Regions from separate parts of the Mus musculus genome. Here all the other regions are linked to region 2. A link is a loop called in an ENCODE intact Hi-C map of the cell type or tissue named here. Cell type or tissue: left cerebral cortex. All regions are shown on one strand.

Region 1 (4,000 bases), 210 kb before region 2:
GTTGGTTTTCGCTGGTTCAGAACATCGTGAAGAAATGGCCCTAAAATTAACAGTAATACATGGTTTAAGAAGATTTCATTATATTGCTAATTTCTCAATATTAGGAACTAAATTGATAGATAATATTGAGAGTGAAATAGTGAGTTCAGTAAGCCAATTAATAAACAGAGAAATTCACCAATGGGCTGCCAGAGATGACCCAGTGGTTGGGAGCAATGTTACTGTTGCAGTGGACTCAGGTTCACTTCCCAGTAGCCATATGATACAGTCATCTGTGACTCCAATTCTTCAGGATCCAACTCCCTTTTCTGGCCTCCACAGGCACCAGGCACATGTGTGGTACACATATATACATTCAAGCAAGCATCCGTACACATAAAACAAAAGTAAATCTTTTAAAAAAATGGGGGGGGGGGTTCTCCAAAGCCATATTGCATACATGTTATGAGAAGACAGTTTTGTCTCAATCTAAGGGACACAGGCTGTAGAGATGACTCAGCTGATATAGGCTCAGCTCACAAGAAAAGGACAGTATACAGAGAGAGTGTGTCAAAATTAATGTTGCTCTCTGTGGGCTAAGTTAGCTCTCTGTTCACTGGTGGCATGCATGAGATTGTGAACGACGCTGTCAGGGCAGGACTGGGATGCACCCCGACCGTCCTTATCTGGCTTGTGTCTTTCCTTACGCAGTTGAGGAAACCAAGAACTAGATGTTTAGTAAAAGTCCTCGTGGCCGAGGCAGGACTGGCACATAGCTATCTTCCTCTAGGGCGACATGACTTCTGGTTCATCTTCATGCAAGTGGTATTCCTGCTGCAGGACAGAGAGCAGTTCTTGATAGTTTTAGCTTTATGATCTAGGTGGTCAATCCCAGTTTGGTCCCATGTTGGTTTTCTTGCACATTGAGACAAGTTTTCCATCGCTTATTAACAGCACTCTCTTGGTTACTGACTCTGCCTTATTCCAGTCTTGCAAGTAGATGGGAATGCCTGATAGTTGGTGTAGCAAAGAAGCAGCAGTGTCAAGACTAGGAAAGAACAGCATTTGTACAATGGACTGAGTAATAATTTATTCCTCACAGTGTGTGTGTGTGTGTGTGTGTGTGTGTGTGTGTGTGTGTTGTTAGAATCTGTCACCTGTGGCCAGTATGTAAGGTTAACAGTTGTATTGGTTATTCTTGTAGTTTTTTAGTTGTAATAGTTTTGGGGAAAAATTGCTGGGCCTGACTATTTTGTTTTTGTTGTTATGGTTGTTGTTTTTAAGTAAAGATGGATAAGTAAGTAGATCTAGACTAGAAGGAAAATACCAGAGTTTTTCTAGGGTTGCCTGTAAGTAAGTACACATTTTAGTTACATGAAATAGAGAAAGTCTACGTAGATAATGTAAATGCCGGGGTAATAGCAGTGGCTGAATCTCGGGATGACAGCCTCTCATCCCTTCTAATGTCAACTTAAGGCAAATCATTTTAGTCACTGTCTGCAGTTTGCTTCAGAGACAAGCAGATGTGAAGCTTCTGGGAAGAGATAATGCCTAGGAGAGAGTTTAAACTGATAGTAAATTCCCATTACATTATTCACCTCCAAAGCTATAATGTGTATTTTGTAGCCAGCGGGTCATCGTCTTCCCAGTAGCGTGGAAGAATTGACTTATTTGCATGATTTTGTCAGGATCTTGAAATTTAGTGACAGAGGTAGAAAACTTCTAAGGGAGGGACATGAGACAGATGGGTTTTCTTTTCTGTAGTGAATAATGCCTTGTCTGTTGTTTTTGGAGGGAGCACTGTTTCTGACAGTAGAAGACATTTAACCAATAAGAAGTTTGTTTTAGATGAGAAAAGCTAGACTAGAGGCTGCCACCGTGTTAGATGGACAATTGAGTGACAGGAGCCTCAGATAAGACAGGCAGGAGACAGGCAGACAGGGCATGCGCAGTGGGGACAGGCAGACTGAGACTCTGAGATTTGTGAATGTAAATTTAGCCACTGACTAAGCCTAGAAGATGACTCTTCTGGAAATGCCACCCACTTTCAGATGGGATTACCCAGACAAATTAGAGACAGAGGGAGGGAGTGCTGTAAGTCTGTTTTAATTATTGTGATGCTGGGGTGGGTGGGGAGGGGGTGTTGCTGGCACGTTAGCCCAGAGCCTGAGCAACCTCGGATCATTTTTTCCTTTGCATCGTGGCTAGCTCTAAAGCTTCACGGCCGTGTGGACAGATGGGTCTGGGCTGCAGGGGATCTTAGCCTACATTTCTGTCTCACTGTTGTCTTTGTTTCGTTCCTCAGACCTGGGAAGATCCTCACCTAAGAGATAAGAGCACCGACTGCTGTGGGGATAATGATCCCATTGACGTCTGTGAAATAGGCTCAAAGGTTGGTCCTCCCGACGGCGGCGGCGTTGCTAATCCTCACCTGTGCTTTGGTTTATTCCTGTCATAGAATCTCATTTTGGCCTCCAGTTCCCCGATTCTTCAAAGCCTGAGCATGCTCTCTCCTCTGCTGCTACTCAGACTCTCTCGGTCGGTATCTCTCTACTTCCCTTTCCTAAGTCTGGGCTCGGGAAACCACAGCAGGTGAAATGCAGCTGCTGCCAGGCTCTGATAACATACGTGACACAGCTGCATCCGTGTGTGCCTTGTCTAGGGCACCCATGTCACAGCAACAGAGCTGAGGACTTGTAGCAGGCACTGTAATGCATTTGCCATCTGACCCTTTATTGGAAGCTCGCCAAGTCCTGGCTTCAGATTCTTTGCCGTTGTCTAGACCGAGACTTCAGTACTGATGAAAAGCAACTGTTGGAGCTGGGGTGTGGCTTCGTGCAAGAATGCTTGATGCTGACGCACCTCAGAATTGCCAGTCCTGGGAAGGCAAAGACAAGCAGATACCTGGACCTCACAGGCCAAATAGCCAGGCCTGCTTGGTGAAGTTCCAGGCAATTGAGACCCTGTCGCAAATGAAGGCAAGGGGAGGGGGGGGGGGGGGCTAAGGAATGATATTGGAGAGTGTCCTCTGACCTCACACACGTGTAGACAAATGTGCACGTGCTGGGGAGGGGAGGGGGGTACTGCGTGCGTGTGTATACACACACACACACACACACACACACACACACACACACACACACACCAGAACAAAAACCCTCCTCCTCTTTCTTTCCATACCTGCTTCCAGGCTGCCGAGTCCTGTGGAGAGAAATGAAGTCCGCAGGCCTATGGACTTAGAGCTGATCAGCTCTTCTGTCTGTCCAGCTCCTGTTTCCGCCGCCTGCACTTGTTTCTTGTCCTGTGCTCCTCCTATATGGTTGGCATTCCCAGGAGAGCCTCTCATCTTTGGGTTCAAGCTCTCTCCCCGTTCCCGCAGACCTGTGTAAGCTGCTGCATGCTCCTCCAACCCCATACCTGTGTTCTAGATTTCCACACTACCTGCCTGTAAGTGGCGGTTTCCTCTTCTTTCTCTTTCGGATCAGCGACAACTCTTTCATCTTTGGCTTCTTACCGTGCATCATCCCTGACCTCTACACAGAGCCAGGTAAGAAGGGCTTTCGGTTCCCCTCCATCTCCTACTGCTCTCTGAGCTGTCACTCTGCCGTGAAGTTGGTCCTTCTTCCCTCCCGCCATCATTGGAAGCACACCACCCTCCCTGGGACCCTGGGACAGCACTGTAGAGGCTGTGGGGCTCCTTCAGTGCTCACTACCCTCTTCCTCCTTTGAGGCTCAGGCGGTCGTGCACAGAACTTATATTGCATCCCAAAGGTTTACTTTCTGTATTCTGGCTCCCTCCCCGTGGTTTCTGTTGCGAGCTTTCCTTCTGTCCACTCAGCCCTGGGGAGCAGGAGGCTGAGTCCTTGTCAATTCTTGTCCACCTCCCAAGGACCCCAGGTTTTTCTTAAATTGACAACTTCAGCTCATATCCTTGCATTCAGTGGCCATACTCTGATGTCTCCTGGGCCTCTTCACTTGTATTCTAAGTTACATTCACTTTTTTCATTTTTAAATTCACAGC
Region 2 (4,000 bases):
TAGTGGATCCTGAATCTACACACTGTGACATCTGTCTAGTGTAGTCCACGAGGGGACAAACGTGTTGGAAGCCAGAGACACAAACCCAGAACAGGACCCAAACAAGCACTACTGGAGATAAAAGAGTCAAACACACCGGGTCAGTGTTCTTTCCGGGGTGTCTGAGGATGAACTAGGGGCTCCCTGGACTTATACTAAGAACAGGGGAGAGGAGGATCAAAAGAGAAAGTGGTGGTCCCCAAAGATGAACTCTTTCAGGAAGGCAGCCCCAAGAAAACACTCACTTTCCTGAGACTAAAAGGCCAGAAGAGCGGCTGGTGGGAGGTACAAAGGTAAGTTTTCTGGGTACAGAGGGGAGACACGCATTAGCAGGAAGAAGGGACCACAGAAGTGCAGGTCGCAGGAGAAGGGGGTGCTGAATTAAAACTATATTTGTCAGCCATGTTGAAGAAGCTCCTGTAATTTGTGAGGCTTCCCTCTTCCCTCTTAGTATTTGTGGGTGACATGACAGTCCCCGCAAGGCCGAGAGAAAGAGAGGGAGATTGGAAAGGGACCATTCCGCAGCCGTCAAGAGCGAGGAAAGAAAGAGAGAGAGAGAGAGACAGGCGCGGACCTCAGCGCTCTGACCTGGTTCTGGTCCCTCAGCCTCGCAGTCCACCGCCGTCGCAGCCGGGTCTCCTTTCTAACAAATCCTACAGGGCAGCCATCTTGCTTCCTTCTGCTCCTCTACGAAAGCAGCCTCGCCTCCGCATCAATATTCATAAGGCAGTTTGACGTCTGTTCTCTAGGCTCGGCGGGGCCGGCTCTCAGGCGGCCGCCGAGGGGGCGGACGTGACTGGCATGCGAGCGGAGCGGGCGCGAGCGCGGGAGCGGGCCGTGCGCTCGCTCCCTCGCGGAGGCGCGGCGGGACCCGGGGCCGTGCGCTCGCTCCCTCGCGGGGACGCGGCGGGACCCGGGGCCGTGTGCTCGCTCCCTCGCGGAGGCGCGGCGGGACCCGGGGCCGTGCGTTCGCTCCCTCGCGGGGACGCGGCGGGACCCGGGGCCGTGCGCTCGCTCCCTCGCGGGGGCGCGGCGAGTCCCGGCTGCGCGCTCACTCCCTCGCGGGGGGCTAGGGGACCTCCTCTGCTCGGCTCCTCCCCGGCCTTTCCTGAGCCCCGGGTGCCGCCGGCCGCACACCCACGCGTGGGCGGCCTCCGCGCCTCTGTCTCCCGCGGGGGCCGCGTAGGCACTTGGAAACTCTGCGCCCTCCTGCGCGCTCCAGGGGCCCCTGGCTCCCCGCGCTCCCGCTGCCAGCACCTCACCAGTCGTCTCCCCACTCGCCCCCACACCCTGCCACCCCCTTCCCTGTCGCCCAGCCAAGCCGCTCCCCATTTCCCCAAAGGCCGTGCCGGGAGAGCTAGAGGGGCCTGGGCGCTAAAGTCTCCACTCTGCAGCAATCCGGCGGCGCCGGGGCTCTCCCCGCCCAGGCCCACCTTCTGTTTACTTTGGCCACGTGGGCCGCGCAGGGGGTGCTGTCTCGCAGAGCCCAGAGGAGCGGTGTCACCGAGCCCCTGCTTGTCACTCGAAAGAATTAAGCCAGCAGTTTCTAATGTTCAAGGCGCCCCCGTAAGTTCCTCTATTTTGCACAAATTTCCACTCCGTACGGTAAAGTAATGAAGAAACCGCCTTGTGGGAAGCTGAATTCCGAACAAGCAGAGAGCGCTCAGTTTTCCCTGAAGTTCAAGGCTTGTGCGCACCAGCTCTTCTGCTGGCACTTCCGTTTTTTAAACTTACATTTTAAATGTTCCTTTTGGTAATTATTAACTTTTGAAGATGAGATCGAGGCAAATTCATAGGAATCATGAGACAGTAGTTTAGGAAATTTGTGCTCACACATCCACCCACCCTCCTCCTGTCTTCAAGTTTTCAGTCACTGAATGTTACGTTTTAATAGGTAATCTGGGAACCTCTTCTGTGGGATCGGTTGCGTTCACAGCAACCTTAAGTCTACTTTAACACTATTATATTGTCTGTAATGCACCCTTTCTTTGTGTGTGTGTGTGGGTGGGTGTTCTTTAGAAATGAGGCCTGGAACCAACTAACTCTCTCTCTAACTCTCTCTCTCTCTCTCTCTCTCTCTCTCTCTCTCTCACACACACACACACACACACACACACACACACCACATAAATTTTGAAAAGAAAGAGCAGACCTGCAATCACAGCATTTAGAAGTCTGAGGCAGTAGGATGTCTGACAGTTTGAATTTAGCTGGGTATTGTAGTTAGATTGTTTCAAGAAGAAAGGAAGGAAAAGAAAGGAGAGAGAGAGAAAAGAAGGAGGAGGAGGAGGAAGAAGAAGGAAGGAAGGAAGGAAGGAAGGAAGGAAGGAAGGAAGGAAGAAGAAGAAGCAAATAGCCATAACATTTTCCCTTAATTTCATGAAATGTAAACACTTCCTCTTTGTAAAATCTCATAGATGTATGTACTCACACAGGAAAGGCCAGGACCTCTATGTGGCACATTGTTACTCTGTGTTACATTGTTGCAGAGAAGATTGCCTAAAGTAAGTTCTAAGGAAACAATGTTTCTTCCATTTAGAAACAGTTACCAAGGTGTGATCTCACAAATCAGTAATCAAAATATTTACCTGGGCTCTACAGCACCTTATTTTTAAATTATTTTTTTTTTCTTTTTGAGGCTGGGTCTCACTGTGTGGCACTGGTTCATCTGAAACTATGTAGACCAGTTGGCTTAGACTCTGTCTTAGTCAGGGTTTCTATTCCTGCACAAACATCATGACCAAGAAGCAAGTTGGGGAGGAAAGGGTTTATTCAACTCACACTTCCACATTGCTGTTCATCACTAAAGGAAGTCAGGACTGAAACTCAAGCAGGCCAGGAAGCAGGAGCTGATGCAGAGGCCATGGAGGGATGTTCTTTACTGGCTTGCTTCCCCTGGCTTGCTCAACCTGCTCTCTTATAGAACCAAGACTACCAGCCCAGAGATGGCACCACCCACAAGGGGACCTCCCTGTTTGATCACTAATTGAGAAAATGCCTTACAGCTGGATCTCATGGAGGCATTTCCTCAACTGAAACTCCTTTCTCTGTGATAACTCCAGCCTGTGTTAAGTTGACACAAAACTAGCCAATACAGACTCAATAGAAATCAGCTTGCCTTGTTCACCTGCTTTGTCTGGCCTTTTAAAAAAATTATGATTATTAATTAATTAGTTTATTTGTATGAGTGTTTTGCTGGTGTGTATATCTGTGTACTGTGTGTTGGCCTGGTGCCCAGGAGGTCAAGGAGTGGGAGTCAGTTACAGATGATTTTGAGCTGCTGTGTGGGTGCTGGGAACTAAGACTAGGTCCTCTGCAAGAACAAGTGCTCTTTCTTAACCTCGGAGCCATCTCTCCAGGCTCGTTTCTATTTGTTTACCAAGCACTGCCAAGAGTCTGTTGAGTTCCTGTGGAAATCCAAAACTGCCAGCTAGTGACCAGAGCTAAAATAGCCATACTATTCCTGTTGAGGACTTCCTCAAAACCAGAGTCATTGTCAGAGTTAAAGTTTAGCAGGGGCAGCCTCTGAAGCCTCACCAGTGTCTACAGTGCCCCTAGAAGCCAGCTTTGGAATCCTCCGAGGATTATCTAGGCAAGCCTGTTGTTTGGTCCTGTGTTCTGTCTGCCTTTTCTGCTCAGAGAAGCTCAAGCCATGGTGACAGGCCTGTGATCCAGGAGCTTGGGACGGAAGGATGACCTGCCCATGGTCATACTCACGTGGCTACACTGGATTCTAGGCCAGTCTGGGATACACGAGACCCTGTCTTAAACAAAATCCCCATTTAGAAACTGAAATTCTCATCATAGTTCAGGAGTCTTGCCCTGGCTATTCGGCATTTAATGTCTGATGCATTGAGAGTCAGAGCACACTCAGGACTAACCCAGGGGTAGGAAGTAATAGGATTCCCATCCTACCACAGCCTGGCCCAGAACGAAGGGCAGCAGATACTATGACCCACAT
Region 3 (4,000 bases), 450 kb before region 2:
GCACATCTTGCCTGAGCTCCAGGCTCGACATTTCAATTGGGTATTTTTCTAAATGTGTTCATTTTTCTTTCCTGGCCCCATTGCTGATGAAATAGCAACACCATTCACCTACCTCCAAGCCTAAAGTCTCACCCAATTCCTTCATCTCTCACACCTGCTATCTCCTTCTTTGAAATAGAACCAAAATCTCATCACTTAGCACCCACACTGCTGCGCTTAGTACTGCTGGACTGGATGTCCCAGGAAGGCTGGTACCTAAGAGGGGGCTCCCTTCTCTGAGAAGGGGAGGGGTGGGGAGGGGAGGGATTTGTAAGGATGAGACTCTGAGGAGTGGGGGCACAATCCTGATGTAAAGTGAATAAATAAATAAATTAATGGAAAAAAAACCAACTTTCCCTCATTTTCTCCCGTATGGAATGAGGGCAGTAATAGCAGCAGCACCTTCCATCCTCTGTGCCATGGTAACTGACAGGGAGCCCTGAGGAAAAATGCTACCTACCTTCTTTATTTTGTTTTGAATAGTGCTACAGCTCAAATGCCAGGCCTCACTCATGCTGGGTAAGTACTCTGTCACTGAGTTAGACCTCACCCCCTACTATTCTTTAAAATGCACAAATTCTTTACCTAAGGACACTATTAAAACGCATAAACTTTAATGGGAAAAATCCAACTCGCGCTTTTTATTTGAAAACTTCTTCCAACAAAATGTGTGGACTATGTTGAACTTAAATGTGCTGCACCACAAACACTGATAAATTTAATACTGAGGTTTTAAACCCAAGGAGTCATAAAATGCTGTTGGGAATTCTTATGCCAATATACATATTAGCAGACTATATTTTATAAAATAAAAAGTTTGACATAGTTAACGAGTATGAACATTTACTGATTTCTCTCAAATATTGAAATCTAAATTTAAAGCTGCTCAATTCTCTGCATCAGACAATCTTCAATATTTTGAATGTACAACTTAGCTCATGGTTTAGACATTAAACAAAGCAGCATTATTTGGTTACAGACCCCACTTTATTACCATACAGATTTTTAAAAGTGCTTCTTCATAAATAAATAATAGTCAGTTACCTCTAGTTAAAAGTCCAAGAAAGAAATACAGCTTTTAGAGTTCATACTATGTAATGTAGGATTATAATTCAGGGGCAGTTAACCCATGATTAAAATTAGCTATTTGGATCCCAGGGCAAGAAATTTTTATTAAGTAAGAAAAGTTTGGAAGTGGAAATGCTTACTGAAATCTTAGTTATAGAAGAATATATAATCTCTCTGGAGATTCAAAGAACTGTCTGTTGTTATTAAGTCATAATACGTGCAGTTAACAGGGAAGGACAGCATAAAATGTAAATGCTGAAAATACCATCAAGCCTGAAAAAAATACTGAGTTACCTCAGCAAGCAATACTTATTTTATGATTACAAAGCTTTTAACTCCTGCCTCCCAAGAAATGTTCATAGAAGAAACCAGTAAGTCACTTTGCATTCAAGGATAAAAACAACACATACCAGGCAACAGTCTAAAATACTGATGGACACCAGGGTAAGTCCCAAATGTTTTTATGGCTACTAAATTACTGCTATTAATAAGGCCAAATGGATTATTGTTTGTGCTTATTTAAAACCATGTGCTGTTGAAACAAAAGCTAGAAAACATAAGAGGTTTAAAACAAAACTCCTTAAGTCCATAACCACAAAGCTTTTAGTTTTGTTTGAAATGGGGAAATACATAGTATTCTTTCCACTCCCCCGGCCCCGGACCTCACTGCATCCCATTTTCCCTTCCTTGAGAGCCCACCCCTTCATGGCCCCTTACTAGTTTAAAGGTGTTTTTCATTAGTACTATAGAACAACGTTCAAACCTCAATCTCCTTTTTGAAGTTAGGCCTCTTTAAAATGATTGAGTCACAATTTCAGCAGCGTCAATGGCAGTGTATGCTCCTCAAAGTGCAGTTTAACACTCATATAGCTTAAAGTTTGATCTACTAAATATGACAGCAAATCAGTTGTATTGTAACAGTTTATTCTCATGGCATTTCAAGACCATATTTACATGTTTAAAGTCACTTCCAGTTCTTGCTTTTTAAATTGTGGGACAGCACGAGGGAAACTTGACAAATGCCACCATCTTTAGCAATAATGTGGTACGAGATACACTCGTTTATTTTTTCTGACCTTAAGGAATTTATGACAAAGGATTTGGTGGTGAGTATGGCGGGGGATGGAGATGGGGTGGTGTAATTCCCCAGTCAAAGTTAGAGAGGTATGTATTAGGGTATTCTTTTTTTTTTTTTTTTCTTTTTTAATTTAAGCCAAAGCAGTTCTCGTGCAAACTCAAGCTTTCTGTTCGTGCTAATAATGGAAGGGCAACGCTGCTTTGGTGGGGATAGCAAATGTCCCCAAATGCAGCAGATCCTAACTGTAAAATAGTACGCATGTACAGCGTCCAATCAGGAAGGGCTGCGACGTAAAACTATGTCTTTGGGGAAAGTTAAGTCGTGCTCCAAGAGGTCTTTTTTCCTGCACTTAACTCAAAACGACCACACAACCCCCTACCAGGCAAAGCTGCCCTGTTGCTCTACCCACGCAGGGAAAAGACTAGAGGGATGGCTCGCAGCCGAGGGGCCCACGCGTCACTCAGCGGAACGGCGCGAAGCCCGTCCATCTGCACCCACAGCAAAAGCCTGCGGTGAATGTGGGGCTGGCAAGACTCTCAAGGGCTGCGAGCCGTCACCGGTCCCACCCTGGCCTCCAAGCCCAGCCCCGCCGACCCCTGAGGGCGAGCGCGGATCTCAGGAGGCGGCGGGGGGACGAGCGGCCCGAGCGCCCTCTTTACCTGGTCGCAGGGGCGCGGCCAGGCAGGGAGGGCGCGGGAGCATGCGGGCGACGACGCGGGCCACCGCGCCTTCCCGCCCAGCTCGAGCCGGGACTCCGAGGCTACTTCTGGAAGCCGCGGCCTGAGGAGGAGCACTCGCCTCCCAGCGAGGCCCTGAGCAGGGGAAAGGGGGCAAAAAGAAGGAAGAGACAACGTGTCTGCGCGTCCCCCGCCCAACGCCATTCATAATCCGGCGGACCGGAAGGAGTGCCCTACGTCACTTCCTGCTGTCTCACTCGGAAACGTTCCCCTTCCGACCTGTTGCGGGAACCTTTGTTTCTCTCTTCTTAAAGCTGGTGAGGGCGGGGACGGATTCGAAGAGAGCTACCGGGAACCGACCGAGTGGCGGGGCGGAGCGGTGAGTGGTGACGAGGGTCCCCGCTTCCTGGCGCCTCGGGGGGAGGCTCGAGACCCCGCGAGGGGCGGCCGGAGCGGAGCTCCGTGGGCTGTCGGTCTCCTCCCTGCTGGAGGGGAGACCTCATAATTTGCGGGGTGGTTGCGTGGCTCCGCCTGAGCGCTCCTCCTAGTCTGGAAGGACTGAGTGAGGAGGGCGCCGAGGACGGTGGCCCGGGGGACCGGGACCGTGGAATTGTCCAAGACCTTTGACCGAGGGTTCCGGAGACCTCTGTACAGCTCCCGTTTTACATCTCTGTTCTGGCCTCCTTGAGAAGGACTTACCCCTATTCGAGGCCGCCCCCAGTGTGTTTTGATTCCATCAAAGAATTGGCATTTCGAAGTGTCTCTTGACTCTCCTTAGCTTCTCTAGCGCTTGGGTTTGTTTTGGAATTGGGGTTTTTACATCCTGAGTTTCCAGACTTCCCCAAAGGCGAAGCACTAAATGGAAAGAAGAAGTTAATTGGAAAGGATTACAGAATCTTGCAGAAACACGAATGGGATGGTCTCGAGTGTTGTAATGAGTATTGCACTCTCTGCAGTTTCCTTTATCTCATGCACTAGCAGGTGATCAACTTAGAAGTTTGTTTGAAACTAGTAGGCAGGGTGAAAGAGATCTGAGAGAAAGCATCTATTTAGGTAGGGGTGCTCAATTTTGTTTGGGGACATCACAGCAGCCTTGAAAAGGACCATTTTGGCAAAAATCCAGTTGATTCAATAAATA
Region 4 (4,000 bases), 55 kb after region 2:
TCGTGAACCAAGAGCTTTGTGAGTGCTAGGCGCGTATCCCAGGAGAGCTTTTAGAGACAGGGTTTCTCTTGTAGCCTTAGGTGTTCTGAAAATCACTTTGCAGACCAGGCTTATTCTTTTGTTTGTTTATTTATTTCCTTAGAGACAGAGTTTCTTTGTGTAGCCTTGGCTGTCCTGAAACTCGATTTGCAGACCAGGTTGGCTTCATACTCATAGAGATCTGTCTGCTTCTCCCCCACTGAGTGCTGGGATTAAAGGTGTGAGCCACTGACCAGCACAACATTTATTTTTACTTACTTACTTATTTTTAGAGGGCTACATATTGACTCCAGAGCCTTTTATACTCTAGGCAAGTGCTCTATCACTATATATCAATAGAATAGTCTTTTCTTTTCTTTTCTTTCTTTTCTTTTTTTTTTTTTTTGTGGGTTTTGTTTTAAGACAGTCTCATGTAGCCTGGGCTGGCCTTGAACTTGTGATATATCTGAGAATCACTTTAAACTCCCTGTCCTCATGACTCTATTGTATGTGTATCATTATGTCAAATTTCTTTATTTGTTTACTTATTTATTTATTTTCCTTTTTTTTTTTTTGAGACAGGGTCCTGCTGTGCAGTCCAGGATGGTCTTGAACCCATGACCATCCTCTTGTCTTTGCCTCTTGAGTGGTAGAACTGCAGACAAGTGCCCTATGCAAGGTTAAAAGTTGATTCTTTTTTTTGTTTTTGTAGAAGCATTATGTTCTGAAAACATAGTTGTTGTTGCTTATTTTTTAAAGATTTATTTATCTAGTTTATGTAAATACACTGTCATTGTCTTCAGACACACCAGAAGAGGGCACTGGATCCCATTACAGATGGTTGTGAGTCACCATGTGGTTGATGGGAATTGAACTCAGGACCTCTGGAAGAGCAGTCAGTGCTCTTAACTGCTGAGCCATCTCTCCAGCCCCAAAACACAGTTCTTAAGTGCCCTCTGAAAACACAGGTACGTTTTCGCTCTCACTCCCATCAGTTTCCCTGTCCTTATCCACACTGCCCAGGCATCCCAGCTCGTCCACCTTCATTACTCTAGGCTGTGAGGCTTTAGTGAGGCCTCCAGATCTGAAATCAGACTGGCTTCAACTTTTAAGATGGGAGAAGGGAAGTCGAAAGACTAAAGACCGAAGGTCTGAGATAGAGAGAAAATTCGGAAAGCATGGCGAGGAGGGAAATTCTCAAGGGAGAGTCTTCTGTATCATTAAGTTAGAACTTCAGAAAAATAAACAAACACCAAGAAGTATGAACTGCATGTGCATACATACCCCTATGTTTCCAGCTTTCAGTAGGGTGATCAGGACAGAGGCCAGACATGGTGGGGTTTTGTTTTCTCTCTCTCCCTTTCCTCCTCTGTGTGAGTGAGTGCATAGATGGCAAGGTACTCCAGTATATCCCAGATTGGCTTGTAACTTGCGTTAGCCTTCTAAGTGCTAGAATACAGTGTAGGCTATGGGCACTACTACACCAGTCACCACAGTGAGTTAACAAACAAGACAGGAAGCTGCAGTAGAAATAGGGTATTCACTGAGAAGCAAAATCTGTATGTTATTGAGGATTAATAAAAGAGGTTTTAAAAATCTGGGTGGGTATTCAAGCGCTAAGTTTTCAAATTAGTCACCTCTACGGCTTTCTTCTCCATCTCCAGCTTGTTCTGTTGACTAATCCTTCCTGGGAACTAACTCTCTAGTCCTATAACAGGAGTCTCAGCTGCTTTCAGCCGGAAGTCTGTGTTTATTTATCTCACTGCCCCCTTTCAGAAAACAAGACACGGTGGAACTTGGGGTACTACTCTGAAGTGTGAGGGCCGGGGTTTCAGAGCCTGGAAACAGAAGGAGAAGGTGATTAAAACCAGCACAAAGCTTGCTTAAGTACTCACAGGAAACTTCTAGGGACACATTCAAATGGAAACAAAGAGATCGCATTTGAGGAAAGGATGACAACCTTGAATTTCTCTTAATCTGCAAAGGCCAATTTTCTTTACAGTAAATAGCCCTGGAAAGGGAAATCAGCCAAAGGCACTGTTTTTGCTGGCTGCCAGCTCACAGGCATCCGGACACATTGTTGCACTGATTTTCTCCTTCATTACAGGCAGGCAGGAGCCTGCAGTTTCCCTGCTGAAGCTGAAGGGATTGCAGCAGATGCAGATCACAGGCAATTGCTGTGTGACTCACGGCTGAGGCTGCGGATCTTGGGAGTTGAAGTGAGGACGAGGTGGGAGGGGTTTCCCTTCTCAAAGCTGGTGTTGGGAGGTGTTCTAAAGTGAACTCCTTCACACACCCTGCTTTTAATGAAAGCTTAGTACTTAGCTACTCTGGCTTTCTGGAGAAGACGGTGCCTGTAGCTCCCTGCCTTTCCTCACCACCTCTTTGTGCTTTCCTGGGCCATTTTTATTTTTCTGAACCTTCCCCAGCTTCAGATTTTCGTTTATGTGAATATTTAGAGCTAATCTCATCACTCTGCAAAGCTCTCCTTATTGAGGTGTCTGTGGATTTAACCCTTAAAACATTGCATACAAGACATTGGGAATTATTAGGAATTCTGCTGGTACCCGATTACAGATTAGATTGGGCATGTATTGGGTGCTATGGCCCCAGACCTGCTGCCCACTGTAGGTACCCCAAGGCAGCATTCATTTTCTCTTCTCTTTCATTGTCATTCTTTTGAGGGGAGTCAGGGGGAATATCCCTGTGTAGCCCTGGCTGTCCTGGATCTTGCTCTGTAGACCAGGCTGGCCTAGAACTGAGAACTAGAGGGTCAACCTGCCTCTGCCTCCTGAGTGCTAGGATCAAAAGTATGCACCACCATAGCTTGGCTGGTATCCTTCTTTTCTAATGTTAGGATTTCTGCTCTGCTAGTTTGCTTTTCTCACGGGGCTATTGGAGATTTAATAATGCACAAGGAAGTAGTGTACATTTCACAGAGTCCTGTGGTATTGTTTGTGTGATTATTACAATCACCTCTGTGCTGATTTGGAACGAGGATCAAGGATGATATCATTGAAGGAAACAGGGCAGTGACTTGAATGTTTGCTTGTGATGTTTCTGGGCAGGAAACAGGAGCAGGAACAGGGAACCTGTACTGCTCAGCTTAATCATCATCATCGTCGTCATCATCATCATCATCAGCTATATTTTCATAGTATTTTACCAGTGTCAAGGGTTCTCTGTGTAGACACACAGCTATGTGGAATAGCAGATATTTGTGGGAGTTAGTCGTCATTCATTATATTGGGCCCCCCAAACTGCATGCTTTGTTTTTTTTAAACAGCAATTTAGGCATCTTGGTCTCTTTCCCTAACAGTCTTCAGCACCCCCTTTTCTAGAACACAGAGCGGTCGGACCTCTTTGCCGAAGTCCAGAGTCACTTGGAACTTTGCACAGCTTCTGTGACCACAGTGGCTAAAGATTACTGAGACTACTGTGTAACTTTTCTCATTACTGAACATTTCGTGAGATATTTTTTCCTATGCTGTTTGTGTGTCCATGTGTGTGCATGTATACATGCATGCATGCCCTGTGTGTGTGTGTGTGTATGTGTGTGTGTGTATCGGCACAGAACGGAGACCAACCTCAGCTGTCATTCCTTGGGCATCATCCACTATTCTGTCTGTTTGTTGAGATGAGGTCTCACAGTAACCTGGAACTTGATAGGTAGGTTGGGCTGCTTGGCCCGTGAGCCCCAGAGATCTGTGTGTCTGACTCCCGGCACTGCACAGCACCATGCTTTGCCTTTTACAAACTAGGTTCTGAGGAGCACATGCAGACTCAGGTTCTCATGACAGCACAGTAAGCGTTTTACTAACTTACCCATCACCTCAACCTTTCCAGTGTTCGTCAGCATTCTTCATTGCGCATTAGTTCAACAGGGTTTGTTGTAATACATATATAAAACCAATCTTGCTAACACCCAATTGGATACATATTGGGATGTAGAAGCTTGTGTTCTCATGCTAGTTATGTTCCC
Region 5 (4,000 bases), 210 kb after region 2:
GTCCATGTGAAACAAATGCAAGGGCATCATCATCAGGAAACTGAAACACACATGGATCCAGAGGTGACAGTTTTCTCCACAGAGGATCAGGTGGTAACATAGTTTAGGCTTTGCATGCGCCATGGTCTCTGCCTGAGCTAGACAGAAAGTATCCAGAAACAGCATGTAAACAAATCATCACATCTATGTGCCAATGCAATCGAAATGATGGGAAGTGGATTTGGTGTATCTGGTCCATGGGCTGCCTGCTACAGAGCACGAGAAAAGCCAAAACTGTGGCTGCACGTGGCCTGTGTAGTACTTCTTGTTCATGTCTATGAGGCATCCCCCAAGGATACACAATCGGGCACAGAGACTTGTGAAGCACTTAGGGACTGAGGAAAAGGTTTGTGGAGAAGGTGAAGTGAGAGTGTCTCCTAAAGGATGGGGAATGCAGGTTCTCTTCAATCAGTGAAGAGTAGGGTACGCCCACAGAGTGCAGTAAACTCTGGAAACAGTTTATTTCTCTGGCCAAATGGAGAGTCACATACGCGTCATGCTTTTGCACACTACGAGCACGAAGAAGAGACAGCCATGGTGAAGAGTGAGCGTAGCAGGGACCCAGGCACTGTGTTGTCCGCCTCCAACACCCATGTTAAAAGATTTAACTAGTGGCTTTACTCTTTAGGCAGCTGCTAGTGCGCTAACAGAAAACAACCATCACACATTATTTGCTTCTGGAAGTTTCCTTGACTTCTTGATATTTTAGAAAATTATACCAAATCAGGTGAGAATTAGTTCTAACGACATTATTTTTCTTAGTATTTTTTTCTATATATACACCAAGGGGGTGCGGGGGAGAACAAAGCCCAGTTTTTTTGTTTTGTTTTGTTTTGCTTTGTTTTACATATTAAAACAAATACATTAAAGAAGGCACAAGTAGGGCTGATATTGTTGTGTCAGCTCTTTGATGCTCTTATTTCACGTTCTTCCTAGATTTTCCATAGAAAAGTGGGGAGAATCATTACAGAAGTGAGCCAGAGGGCCGTGATGAAGCCCGCACGAACTTTCCTCAGTGTCAGGCTCCGATGTCCTCCACTGTTTCCACTCTGTCTGTTTTGACTTTGTAGGGTCACTCCCTGAGATTTTGCCTTCTAATGTCCCTGTTTCCGTTTGATTACAAACCCTAACTGTGCTTTTTCCTCACAATATAATCTGGAGAATTGTGCTTCAGGTGTAAGGCATACTCTAGACGCTTAATTCTATGGTGCTAACCAAATGACCTCTTCATTCATTCATTCATTCATTCATTCATTCATTCATTCAGATCTATGTGGGCCAGTGGTTGTTCTGTATGTTATAAACTTAGAAGGAATGAAGATGGGGGATCTTTGGCTTATCTCTTTCGTTCCCATTTCCCCTAGGTTGCTACACTTTTAGGCATTCTGTAAAAACCCAATGTAAATGCTGTTTTTTCCATAAAACCTGCAGTTACATACTCATAAAACTGTTCCCACAGTCCTCTATATTCCCATGACAGTACTGCTTCGGTCTCTTTTTGGTTATTTTCCTATGTGATGGTGCATTATACTGTCTAGAATGTGGGCTTATGCAGGAGGGTGACTGTGTCATTTTAATCTCTCCTCGCTATCAAGCTCCATGTTGCTCTGTTCAACTGGCTCCTCTCTGGCCACATCTTTTCTGGGCCGTCCATCAGTTATTCCAGACACCTTGCCATGTCTTGTCTTTGTAATTGTCTCTTCTAGACATTTTTGGCCAGACCCCTTTCACACCTTTATTACTTAGCTCCTGCTAGGAGGCTTAAATTCTGCATAATGACCTAGAGAATGATTATATTTTATACTGAGCAAGTCCTTAATTAATCTATTTAACAAATAAGTGAAAATTTAAAGGAAATATGTTTAGTTCTTATTACTTCTATAGTAAGTTTGGGATGAGACTATAAATGCTGAGAGCCGCTGCTGGCATTAACAAAACTGTGGGGAAGGCACACAAACACAGACCTGGCAACTCCGCTGCACACATGAGGTAATGCAAGCTACCCCTGGTCACTCAGTCCTTCTGCTTCTGCACTCCTTGTTGGTATAGCAGCCCCCGCCCCCACCCCTCTTAAGCTAGGGGAGAACAGGAAAAACACAACTCTCAACTCAAGTTAGATCAGGAAGTTGTGTGGCAATTTCTGGAATGTCAAGAATAAAAATAAGGAAGCAAGAATTAATCCTGCTAGCCTCGAATGAGAAGCTGTCACCGAGAAAGCTGTAACTTTCTAAATGAATCTAACACCTCTGAAACTCCCCCAACTATGCCAAGTGTTTACATGTTCTCTCAGAATGTGGCATCTACAGCGAGTGGTTTTGGTCGCGAAGCACACCATCTGCGTGATTACCCAGCCCTTGCGAAGAGTACTCTGAACTCAGCAGTTGTACAACAGACGCATTTAAAATATACAGTGTTCCCACTCCCATAGTTCAGAGCGGGTGTTAGAAAACAACCAGCCTCCTGGAGAACTCAGACTGCATCTGATGTTCTTCCAGACACCTTTCTGCCACCCTGCATGTAGTTCTGGAAGATAGCATTATCATAAGAGATTTACAGACCAAAGCACAGGTCAGCCTGACCTCCGGGCCATCATCAGCTGCAGTCACAGTCATTAGTGAGTCAATTGGTGTGAGAAGTGAAGTCAGATCGCTCCTCAGCTGTCATCCAAGGGGAGGTCTGTGTTGTCGGAGGAAAAACACACCCATAGCAGTCAGAGGGTGAATACTCCAGAGAAGGGACTAAGAGGACTTTCACTGTTAGTCAGCCGTGCCACCCACATAGTTCTCTTGAAAAATAACTTTAGGCTGTAGTTGCTGATGAAGTGCCAGAATCAAGACTGAAAAACTAGGAAGCTACTTTTGCAGTGACATTGGTGACTGCAGACCCACAGTTGTGAAAGAGGGACATCAAAGAGAACTCTTTAAAAAAAATGTGATAACGATGCTAAAGCAGAGCTCTCCACATTGATGGCTTCTGGCTGGGATCTGGGTAGGGAAGGACACAGTTTTCTTTAAGGGGCTGACCATTGGGAGTTTTATCATGCTCCAGTGAGTATACTGGCAACACAATTGAACTTGGTTTTGGTTTTGTTTGTTTTGCTTCTCCTCTTCCTTATCTTCCTCCTCCTCTTCCTCCTCTTCTTCTTCCTCCCTCATGTCAGTAAGAAAAATAAGAAAAATATCATAGTTTTCTTAACTCACACTAGGTCAGACACCAGCAACAAGTTTTGGGTGTGAAAAGTAAAAGTAATAATTAGAGAAAAAAAAGTCTTATGAGTACAAAATCAAAAGCAAACCAAAACCCCTAAATATACTAAAGATATGCACTGGATCTGGGAGCTGTTTCTTGGGCATAATAGACTCTACCTGTTCCAAATGGGCAGGGCACAAATAGAGCAGTCCTTCTCTAGCCATGGCTTTCAGTCTTAATATGTAAGTCACATGAGTCCATGATCATTAGTACATTTTAACCAAATTGTGTGTTATATGGACAGGATCTCTATATGAAAGATTTGGACAGGAAGTCCATACCCTAGAGTGACTTTGTCTTGGAGAGTCAGTTTAAGGACTGTGTTTGCTAGTTAGTAAATGAATGTTAAAGTCATATTTAACATAATGTAATATAATAACATTCCAGATTTGCAGCATGTGACATCACAGGCCAGGACTGTCTGGGAGAGCAGTAGAACTGGCTTTTCTGAGGCTGGCTCACAGAACACAGAGAGAAGCTGAAGGCTCAAGCTGGAGGGAGGTGAGAGTCTCATGTTCAGTGGAACTGGTGACATCTGAGAAACAAAAGAGAAAAGATGTTTGGGATTTTATACTTAGGAATTTGGGCGATTGAGTTTTGATTCTCAGTGAAACAATACTTGGTGGAATGTTTAATTACATCCAGGTTGCCCTGTGATCCAAAGGGCTTCTGGGTACACTTTCTCAGAAACTGAGATCAAATCTTGGAACAA
Region 6 (4,000 bases), 240 kb before region 2:
CAACCCTCCAAGCTCAGCCAGTTTTCTCTTTTATTTGTAAATTCTGGATCTGTGCTCAAGAGCTTTTTGAACATTTGTCTTTACCCCTGTTTTGTAAAGTCCTAGAATTAAAAATTAAGACACACACTTACTGTCTTAATTTCATCATTACTGTGAAGAGACATTATGACCAAGGCGACTCTTATAAAGGAAAGCATTTAATTGAGAGTAGCTTGCAGTTTTAGAGGTTCAGTCCATTATTACTATGGAAGGAAATATGGCAGCATGCAGGCAGCCATACTAGACAAGCTGAGAGTTCTACATCTTGATTGGAAGGCAGTCAGGAGGAGACTGTGTTCCACACTGGGCGGAGCTTGGATACAGGAGACCTCAAAGCCAGGCCCCCACAGTGATACACTTCCTCCAACAAGACCACACCTCCTAATAGTGCCACTCCCTATGTAATTCAAACACATAAGTCTATGGGGGCCTTACCTATTCAAACCCCCACACTTGCTACATGATAGTGACAGATGTCCACAGAGGAAATTCAGCGAGTTAGGTTCCAAATGTCTACATTTGAAATGGACAACTATTGTTGAATAAATATCTTCAGAAATTTGTATTTTAAAATTAACCAGTAAGCCAACTTTGTTCTCATAACATGTATTGTATATTCGGTTTTGATCCACAGGTATTTCAGTAAATTATAGAAAATGAAAGATGAGATTTTATATGTTCAAAATCAAGCCATTTCTTTTTAATGCCATAAAGTAATATGTTCCTAAATCACATACCCGGAATTTGATGCTAATTTTAAGAATCTAGACTATTAGACAGCCCAGAACCTTGTTTCAGTAGGAATTTCTTTCTCAAATATCCAATATTTGAAGTTTAGGTGAAATTTTAAGCTTTCTTTTTTTAACATAGGCAGAATCATATAAATCAATGAAATAAACGCAGGAAGGAAATGTTTCCATTTTTTATAGGACAACTTAGCTTGCAACTCCGCCTAATCATGTTGACGTGTTACAAAGCCACTAATGTCAAAATTTTTTAGAGACTAGGCTAAGCAATGTCTAAGTGGCTAGTGGCACCTCTAAGAGATCCTTTCTGAAACCTGGGTAAAACCAGTTTGGGTTTTAACTGTCACAATTTAGATGCAGAAAGAACCCAGTAGGTGAGGATGTGAGCCTTGCTCACAGTTGGAGCAGAAACTGGTAGAGGTCCGGAAGACCATTCCAGTGAGGTCTTCCCAATCAACTGGTCTACAGAAAAGGGCAATGGTTGGTTCCTTCCTTAGAACCACAGCTCCCGTTGTTACTGGACCAGACTGCAAAGACTGCTGTTGTAACTAGTTGTGGCCACCGGACCAGACAGAAATACTTGTGAAGTATGCAATTGCAGAGAAGTTAAAAGTTACCTGTACTTGGGTTAAATATTAAAGGGCCTTATGGAGGAAGTGGCGTTTGAGGGAATTACAGATTTAGGATAAATCTGTGTCAGATGTCTTCACAAGGACGCTCGATCATTATACATTATAGTCGTGTGTGTGTGTGTGTGTGTGTGTGTATGTGTGTGCGCGCGCGCGCGCGTGTGTGTACACTCCCTCCTTCCGGCTTGGATGTTCCTTTAGAAATTTCTGGAGGTATGCATGCAACCAAGTGCTACATTAATGTAATCAAAGTCTGACCGCAGACACTGACAGTGTGTGAGTGGGTGCGTGGTGGTGAATTCCTGGGGCTTCTAAGGTCCTTGTCTTGATGGTCTTCGGCCTCTGAGGGCTTGTGGAGCAAAGTGGAGAGGTAGGTGGCCCCAGGAATGCAGAAGAGGGTGGGACTTGATGCCACTTGAGGCCGACCGCGGGGAGGCAGTGCGGGCTCCGGGCGGCAGGGGGCGCCGTCGAGCGGCCGCGCCGGGCCCAGCACCGACCCTGCGGTTCTCGCAGACCGTCCGCCATGCGCGCGCTGCTGCCGCTGCTGAGCGTCGGCCGAGGGTGGCGCGTGGGGGCCGCCGCCCGCCCTCCGCGCCGCGTCATGTCCCTGTACCGCACGGAGGAGCTGGGCCATCCCCGCTCGCAGGACTACCGCCTGTTCTTCAGTAAGTCGTTCGCCCAGCTCCGCGCCGGCCGGCGGAGGGGCCGCGGCGCCGTGCCCTGCCCTGCCTTGCTCTGCCCGGCCGGGTCCGCAGCCCGCGCCCAAGCCCGCTGCGGAGGGGACCGGTCTCGGTGCGCAGGGTGGCGCGGGGCCAACCGCCCTCTGCAGCGACCGCAGCCGGCCCGCGGCGCTGAGCTCCTCCCGCTGACCTCCGCGCCGTGGCCCGCCGCTCGCCCGCGCCGCCTCCTGGGCGCTGCTAAGCCCATCCGCCTCCGTACGGCCGCAGAACTTTGGGGACCGGGGTCTTCACTCCGAAAGCGAGTTTGCCTGCGACCGCGACCTTGCTGTCAGCGCAGGCGTACAGGCAGGGAGGAAGTGGGAGGAGAATGTGAGCCAGGCGCTGGGATAGGCTTGTGTGCACAACGCCATCACGAAACCTTTTGTTTGGTAAGGTTAACTTAAAAACAGCAACAGTCAACTGAGTTTTTAACCTAAAAGTTTGCACCCTGAATGCCATCCACAAGCAGGAGATTGGCCGGCGTTCTGGCGAGAATGTGGTGCCTTTTCTTGCCCTGTACGTTGAGCAAAACCTAGAAAGAGGGCCGTCTGGGCTGCCCTGGGCTGACGCCAAAGACAGAAAAGCTCCTGGCCACTTTCCTTTTTCTTTTCACTCTGTAGGTCTCGTTAACAATCGCGTGAAAATAGCCACGTAGATGGGTTGCTTTCAGGCCTCCTTTACTTAATACCAGGTAGCGGAGCGGTTGCAATGTCAAGGCTTGTGCACACCTCTTAGGAGGTTCCGCCCTGAAGAGGTGAAGCTAAATCTTGTTCCGAGACCCCCATGCTGGATGAGTGTCTTAACTTGCTAAGTATTAGAATTTTTTTCCCCTATAAGATAGGGCTGCAGAAGCGGCTATGTATGTTCAAAGAAGTCACCGGACTTATAGTATAACTTGAAATCATTAATAACTGTACTTTGATTTTTACAGTTACTTTTCTGGAGCTGAAGGTTGAAGATTATTTTGTGATAAAGGAGCAAACCTAGCTTAAACTCTTTTTTTTTTTTTTTTTTTGTATTATTTTGAGACAGGGCCTCACTGGGCAGCCCTGGGCAGCTTGGAACTCACAGTAGTACACCTCCCTCTGTCTCCTGGATTGAACACATGGGGCACTTCGAATGGCAAACTCTTGTCATTGTAATAAATCTTATAATAAATAGTTTCTTCACAATTAGTTTCTGTTTGCTCCTCTACAAGAGACCCTGTCTTGTTTCTTGTTGAGGCGAGATGGATTTAGGTCTTTTAAAAGAGGGTGTGTACACAACCGGATCCTGGGTAGACAACAGTCTCCAAACAAGAGCAACCATAAAAATAAAACAACAGAAGGAAGGGAAGCCCTTAATATGTGTGCTCATTTCTGAATGGGTTATATTCCCAAAGTTACAATGTAACAGCCACTGGGAGTGTTTTCCAGAAGAGATGCTGTTATATAATGGCAGAAAGCCCAAGCAGAAAAGCCTGTGGGTATAATACGGTGGACGTGTCTTGGGTTTTCAATAAGTGCAGTAATATGTCATGAATGTCTCCTATCAGAAACACAGTAGTCTTTCTACGGTGACAGAATTAATGGAATAACAGTAAATTGAGACGCTGCATGGGGTTTATGGAGCCCCACTTTACCCCTGACTACTGGCGCAGGCAAACACAGGTTCTTTGTGCACAGGTGCATGCCAGCAGTATGACGTCTTGATCCTTGGGTGCTGTTTATTGTATTTTTTGAGGCAGAGCGTGTCACTGATCTGGAGGTAGGTGAGGCTAGATGGCCAGGGGCCACCGAGATCTGTTGGTCTCTGCCTCCCCAGGACTGGGACAATAAGCATGCACCATCCTGCTTGGTTTTGTTACCTGGGTTCTGGGGAGCAAACT
Region 7 (4,000 bases), 1.9 Mb after region 2:
ACAAGAACAAAGTGTGACATATACATGACACTGTCACAGGGAAACCCATTATTTGTACGCTATCTTAAAACAGCATTGATATAACCAGTAACAGCCTACAGTGTCCTTTCACATTATGACATTTAAAACACAGCAACTCAGTGACAAAGGGCGGGCATTATTACATCTAACTTGGTGGTGAAGAAACAAAACTATAATATGTGGAACCAGACCACTATCATAAATAGAAAGCCGTAAGCAAGAACTCAGATCTGGGGTTCTCCTCCCACCCCCATGCTTAGCTCTTTGCTTTGTGTCTACTGGTTAGCCAGGAGAGAACAATGGGCTGTTCAGGGAGGAGAAAGTCAGAGGTGTCCCGTAGGGCACGAGGTAAGTACTGAGGGTTTACTAACTCAGAAAATGGTTCTGATGAAGTAATCTCTATCACTTGGCTGCTTGTTGTAAGTATAATCTCGGGCCTACTAAATAAAATCAGCATTTTAAACAAGACTCCAGGTGGTTCCTATGGCGAGTAGCTGAGGCAGCTGCATTCCGTTAACTGCTCCAGTGATATTACCTATGGTATACACCGTCACTCTTCGGCTATACATTGACTTTTATCATTTTACTTGCGGAATATTGCCTGCAACAGGTTCTCAAAATTCAAATTATTTCCACGTAGTCCTGAAGGACCTCCACTTTAAGTAGGGTCGTTTAAGGATGCTAGAAAACCTAAACATATTGATCTTTTTGAATGTCTTTCAAAAGTTAAAGTCTTACTTTTTACCCAAAGAGTACTCTCGATGACAAACGGCCCTCTACATTTTATGCAGGGCAGACTAAAACAGGGCAGTGGCACACTTAACAGATCTCACCCCCAGGATTTAATCCAGACCGATTCCCTAGTATTTTGTCACTTTGGGGCTCAAAAACTGAAACAGCAGAAGGAAAAGACGATTCTAGGATATTCCTCTTGCGGTTCCATACCTAAGGCTCTACCCAATCCGATCACAATAAAGCTGTATTGTTAAGGCTATGCAAACGCAGAACCCTGCAGGCCGCTGCTCTCAGATTGGCCCCTCGGGGTTAACAACGCGCATGTGTCCGCACTTGGCGGTGCGATCAGCACTCAGCCTGGATCTTTTAATTTGCTGTTCCTAATTTGAGGGGAGCTTCTTCGCGCTGCTCAGCCCTCTCTGAGGAGCACGGGAAGAAATCTCCATCACCTGGGCCGGCAGAAGCCGTGAACCGGCTCCACCTTGACTAAGGCATCTAGTCACCCCGCGGCCCCGCCCACAGCACCTCCCCGATTGGACGCCCGGGGGAGGGCCGTGTCGGCGCGCGACGGCCGGCCGGTCGGGGGAATTCCATTTCCTCCCCCGCCCACTAGCATAAGCACTCAGGGGCGGTGCTTCCCTCGCAAGACCCGCCCAGTAAGAGCCCAGGGGGGGGGTTGCCGGCGCATCTCGCGATAACTTGCGGATTTGGGGGCGGGTCCCGAGCCAGGAAGAGAGCACAAAACTGCCCTTAAGTCATTGCAGACCCGGAGCTGCTGCGAGCCTGCCACGAGGTTCTCGCGAGATCCGCCACCTCCATCCCAAGTGAGGAAACGGGGGGCCACTCAGGGAGGGGCGTGGGGCCTCGACCGCGCAGCTGCCGCTTCCATTACCTTCCTCCTAAGGTCTCCTTCCGGTTCTCGATGCTTCTCTGAATTTAAGGGTTTCCGCCACTCGCCTACCCTCCCCCTCAGCCCATGACCCGCCTCCGTCCCCCGCCCTCCCGGCCCGACCTCCGATCGCTTTAGCGAGAAGGTGCTGTTCCGACAGGGAGACGGCAAGCGGGCGGCACGTCCACTCGGCCCGAGCGAGGGAAGCAAACCGCTCCCCCCTGAACCCCTCGGCTCGCCCCGCGCTCGCGACGGCGGCGTTGGCGGACGGATACGCGGCGGTGAATAGGCGGGGGGAGGGGCGGAGCGTGGCAGCTGGCAGTAGTTCCGTCAGAGCGGACATCTTGTGGCTGTGCCGTGCGCGTGAGCCCCGTAGGGCCGGGGAGGCACCAGCTGCCGCGCGGGGAGGAGGCCGAGGCCGCAGCTCGAGGGAGGCCCCGGCCCTCTGTACGCGTGGGTGTGGACAGCTCGGGAAAGGGGAGGGAGACGGGCCGGGGCCGGCGCGGTGCCCGGGGGGCTGTGGGCGGCCCGAGCGGGCAGCCCTCGCGGCTGGGTGGGGTAGGGTGGGGAGAGGCCGGCGGCGGAGCCGGGGCCCGGCCGCAGGGGGAGGGGGCATGGGCGCGTCCTCGCGCCGGAGCTCCGCGGCCGCCGGGCGCGTGGTGGCGAGGTGGCGGGCGAGCGAGCGGGCGGGCGCGCGCACGCAGGAGCGCGCTGCGAGGCGGAGAGTACGGTGGTGTCAGGGGCGACCCAGAACAGCCCTCGCCGTGGGGACGGGAGCGCACCCGGGGCCCATTGCCTTGTGCTGGCTCGCTGTCCCTTGGAGCCGAAACCGAAAGGAGCCCGGCGTCGGTCCGGAGCCGCCCGCTCCCCTCCCCCTTGCCTTTCTCTGCCCGAGTGACGCCGGCCTAGCGCCGACTAGGCCCCGGCTCCTCCTCTGCCCGGCTCTGGACCCTGCCCCGCACCCACCCCTTTCTCCTCCGCCTCTTCCTCTCCCACCCGGGGCTCGTCTTCCTTTCAAGAGGCCGGGAAGTTAAACTTGTAACCACCTCTCGGCGCTTCCCGTCACCCTCTCGCCCTCTCTGGGGCGAAGCGCGGATCTCGGTAGCTGGTGGCTCCGCCACCCCGCCCCGCCCTGCCGGGATCGCGGCGGTTTTCAGGGTTCTGGAGTCAGCAGGGTTTCTCCGAGGCCCTGGCGAGTCGCTGACCTGCTCCGTTTTTGCAAAAAGGCGCCTGTGTCTGGCAGAGCCGGTGTGAGAAGAAGAGACAACCCTTCCCCGCCGCCGGGATAATCAAGAATTTTGGCCGGACCTTTGAGTACACCTCGGGATAGTGAGGAGCCCGGCGAAAAGCACAGACTATGGCGCTGAAACGGATTAATAAGGTGAGCAGTTTGGACTAAATGGTGCGGACAGGGTTGTGGGAAGAAAGGAGGCTTGGGGCCCAGAGGAAAAAAAGCGTGGGTCTGGTGGTGGATACAATTCTGAAAATACCTTTTCTTGGGTTAAGGAAAGGCAGGTGCACTTTGAAATGAGCTGTAAGATAGGGAACTGAATGGTTTGGGTAAGCGAAATGTTAGCTTTTTTCACTAGAATCTGTAAGTATGGGTGAGGGAGCGTGGCTATTAGGCTCCTCGGTTTTTTGCCTAAGAGTCAGGTTTGGGAAGTAGAATTGTGTACAGGCCCTCGGCTAATGTCATGGTGCTGCTTCCTAGTCTTGGTTCTTCAAAACTTATTACAGCTGCTAAGGCTTATTGGCATTCAAAAGAAAGGAATGTAACAGATGAAAAACGTTTTGTTCCAAACTTGACTGAGAGTCTGGGTATGACAAACATACCTCAGTTCGCTAAAATGTGGTGACGAAGTCTGTTCAGAAGCTTAACCAAATCTGGGCAGTTACACAAGAGTAAGTAGGGTTGGGAGGAGGTGGACCGACACTGTTGCCACTTCCTGTGTTGTGTGGTCGCTGCTCTCACCCGAAGCTATTTATCTGAGGCACTGGGAACCCTGTAAAAGCCTTCTGAAAGATCCTGGGGGGAGTGGGGGTTGACAGTGCAGGGAAACTGGATGGGGAGACTGTTTTTGCTTAAAACCCATCTTTAAGGAGGCTTGTTTGAGCAAATCGATATAGTTTGATAAGTTGTCAATTTAAGTTGGCAAGAACTAGAATTTTTTTCAGAAATATTTTGCGAGTGGATCCACCTCTCCGGTGGTTTAGTCTCATTTTCTTGCTCTAACTTCTATCCCGCATTTTAAGATGGCGGCTGCTTTAACTGGCTCGGGTTCTTTCCGGCATCTCCTTTTCTAACTATTTAAGATAATGTTCTCTGTTAGCGTTAAACGTTTTTTTATTCTGTTG

Evidence for each region. Peaks named below come from ENCODE experiments on the same cell type or tissue, not always from the same donor. Only the 100,000 strongest peaks of a DNase experiment are listed, where the experiment ranks them.
Region 1: it touches region 2 in a loop (11-fold over the local background); 15 of 42 quality-filtered maps call a loop at or near these places.
Region 3: a loop joins it to region 2, with 4 times the contacts of the local background. A loop is called at or near these places in 5 of 42 quality-filtered maps.
Region 4: it touches region 2 in a loop (8-fold over the local background); 10 of 42 quality-filtered maps call a loop at or near these places.
Region 5: it touches region 2 in a loop (5-fold over the local background); 5 of 42 quality-filtered maps call a loop at or near these places.
Region 6: a loop joins it to region 2, with 5 times the contacts of the local background. A loop is called at or near these places in 15 of 42 quality-filtered maps.
Region 7: it touches region 2 in a loop (3-fold over the local background); 2 of 42 quality-filtered maps call a loop at or near these places.

The regions. Positions count from the first base shown.
Region 1 is chr3:133,336,979-133,340,978 of GRCm38, forward strand. It overlaps Ppa2 (pyrophosphatase (inorganic) 2), which reads left to right. Exons shown (of 12, transcript NM_146141.2): 6 at 2,285-2,371. Among named protein-coding and RNA genes, the nearest start is that of Ppa2, 29 kb to the left of the region's middle. In left cerebral cortex, no CTCF peak of the experiment used is centred here; DNase peaks (open chromatin) are centred at 2,045 and 2,656.
Region 2 is chr3:133,543,573-133,547,572 of GRCm38, forward strand. It overlaps Tet2 (tet methylcytosine dioxygenase 2), which reads right to left and starts at 818. Exons shown (of 11, transcript NM_001040400.2): 1 at 628-818. In left cerebral cortex, a CTCF peak has its summit at 1,704; DNase peaks (open chromatin) are centred at 775, 1,315, 1,495, 1,870 and 1 more place; H3K4me3 peaks cover 1,759 bases; H3K27ac peaks cover 1,745 bases.
Region 3 is chr3:133,088,736-133,092,735 of GRCm38, forward strand. Gstcd (glutathione S-transferase, C-terminal domain containing) reads right to left here and starts at 3,090. Exons shown (of 12, transcript NM_026231.3): 1 at 2,845-3,090. Ints12 (integrator complex subunit 12) reads left to right here and starts at 3,120. Exons shown (of 7, transcript NM_027927.4): 1 at 3,120-3,241. In left cerebral cortex, no CTCF peak of the experiment used is centred here; DNase peaks (open chromatin) are centred at 1,972, 2,670 and 3,139; H3K4me3 peaks cover 1,969 bases; H3K27ac peaks cover 1,463 bases.
Region 4 is chr3:133,598,848-133,602,847 of GRCm38, forward strand. No RefSeq gene overlaps it. Among named protein-coding and RNA genes, the nearest start is that of Tet2, 56 kb to the left of the region's middle. In left cerebral cortex, a CTCF peak has its summit at 2,136; a DNase peak (open chromatin) is centred at 2,206; H3K27ac peaks cover 224 bases.
Region 5 is chr3:133,755,853-133,759,852 of GRCm38, forward strand. No RefSeq gene overlaps it. Among named protein-coding and RNA genes, the nearest start is that of Gm6135, 34 kb to the right of the region's middle. In left cerebral cortex, no CTCF peak of the experiment used is centred here; DNase peaks (open chromatin) are centred at 2,337 and 2,769.
Region 6 is chr3:133,308,203-133,312,202 of GRCm38, forward strand. It overlaps Ppa2 (pyrophosphatase (inorganic) 2), which reads left to right and starts at 1,908. Exons shown (of 12, transcript NM_146141.2): 1 at 1,908-2,079. The coding sequence starts at 1,938. In left cerebral cortex, a CTCF peak has its summit at 1,861 (motif pointing right); DNase peaks (open chromatin) are centred at 1,926 and 2,449; H3K4me3 peaks cover 1,477 bases; H3K27ac peaks cover 1,054 bases.
Region 7 is chr3:135,436,773-135,440,772 of GRCm38, forward strand. Ube2d3 (ubiquitin-conjugating enzyme E2D 3) reads left to right here and starts at 2,354. Exons shown (of 7, transcript NM_001356597.1): 1 at 2,354-3,026. The coding sequence starts at 3,003. It overlaps 4930539J05Rik (RIKEN cDNA 4930539J05 gene), which reads right to left and starts at 1,893. Exons shown (of 3, transcript NR_030689.1): 1 at 1,649-1,893. In left cerebral cortex, no CTCF peak of the experiment used is centred here; DNase peaks (open chromatin) are centred at 1,500, 1,927, 2,430, 2,536 and 2 more places; H3K4me3 peaks cover 3,550 bases; H3K27ac peaks cover 2,960 bases.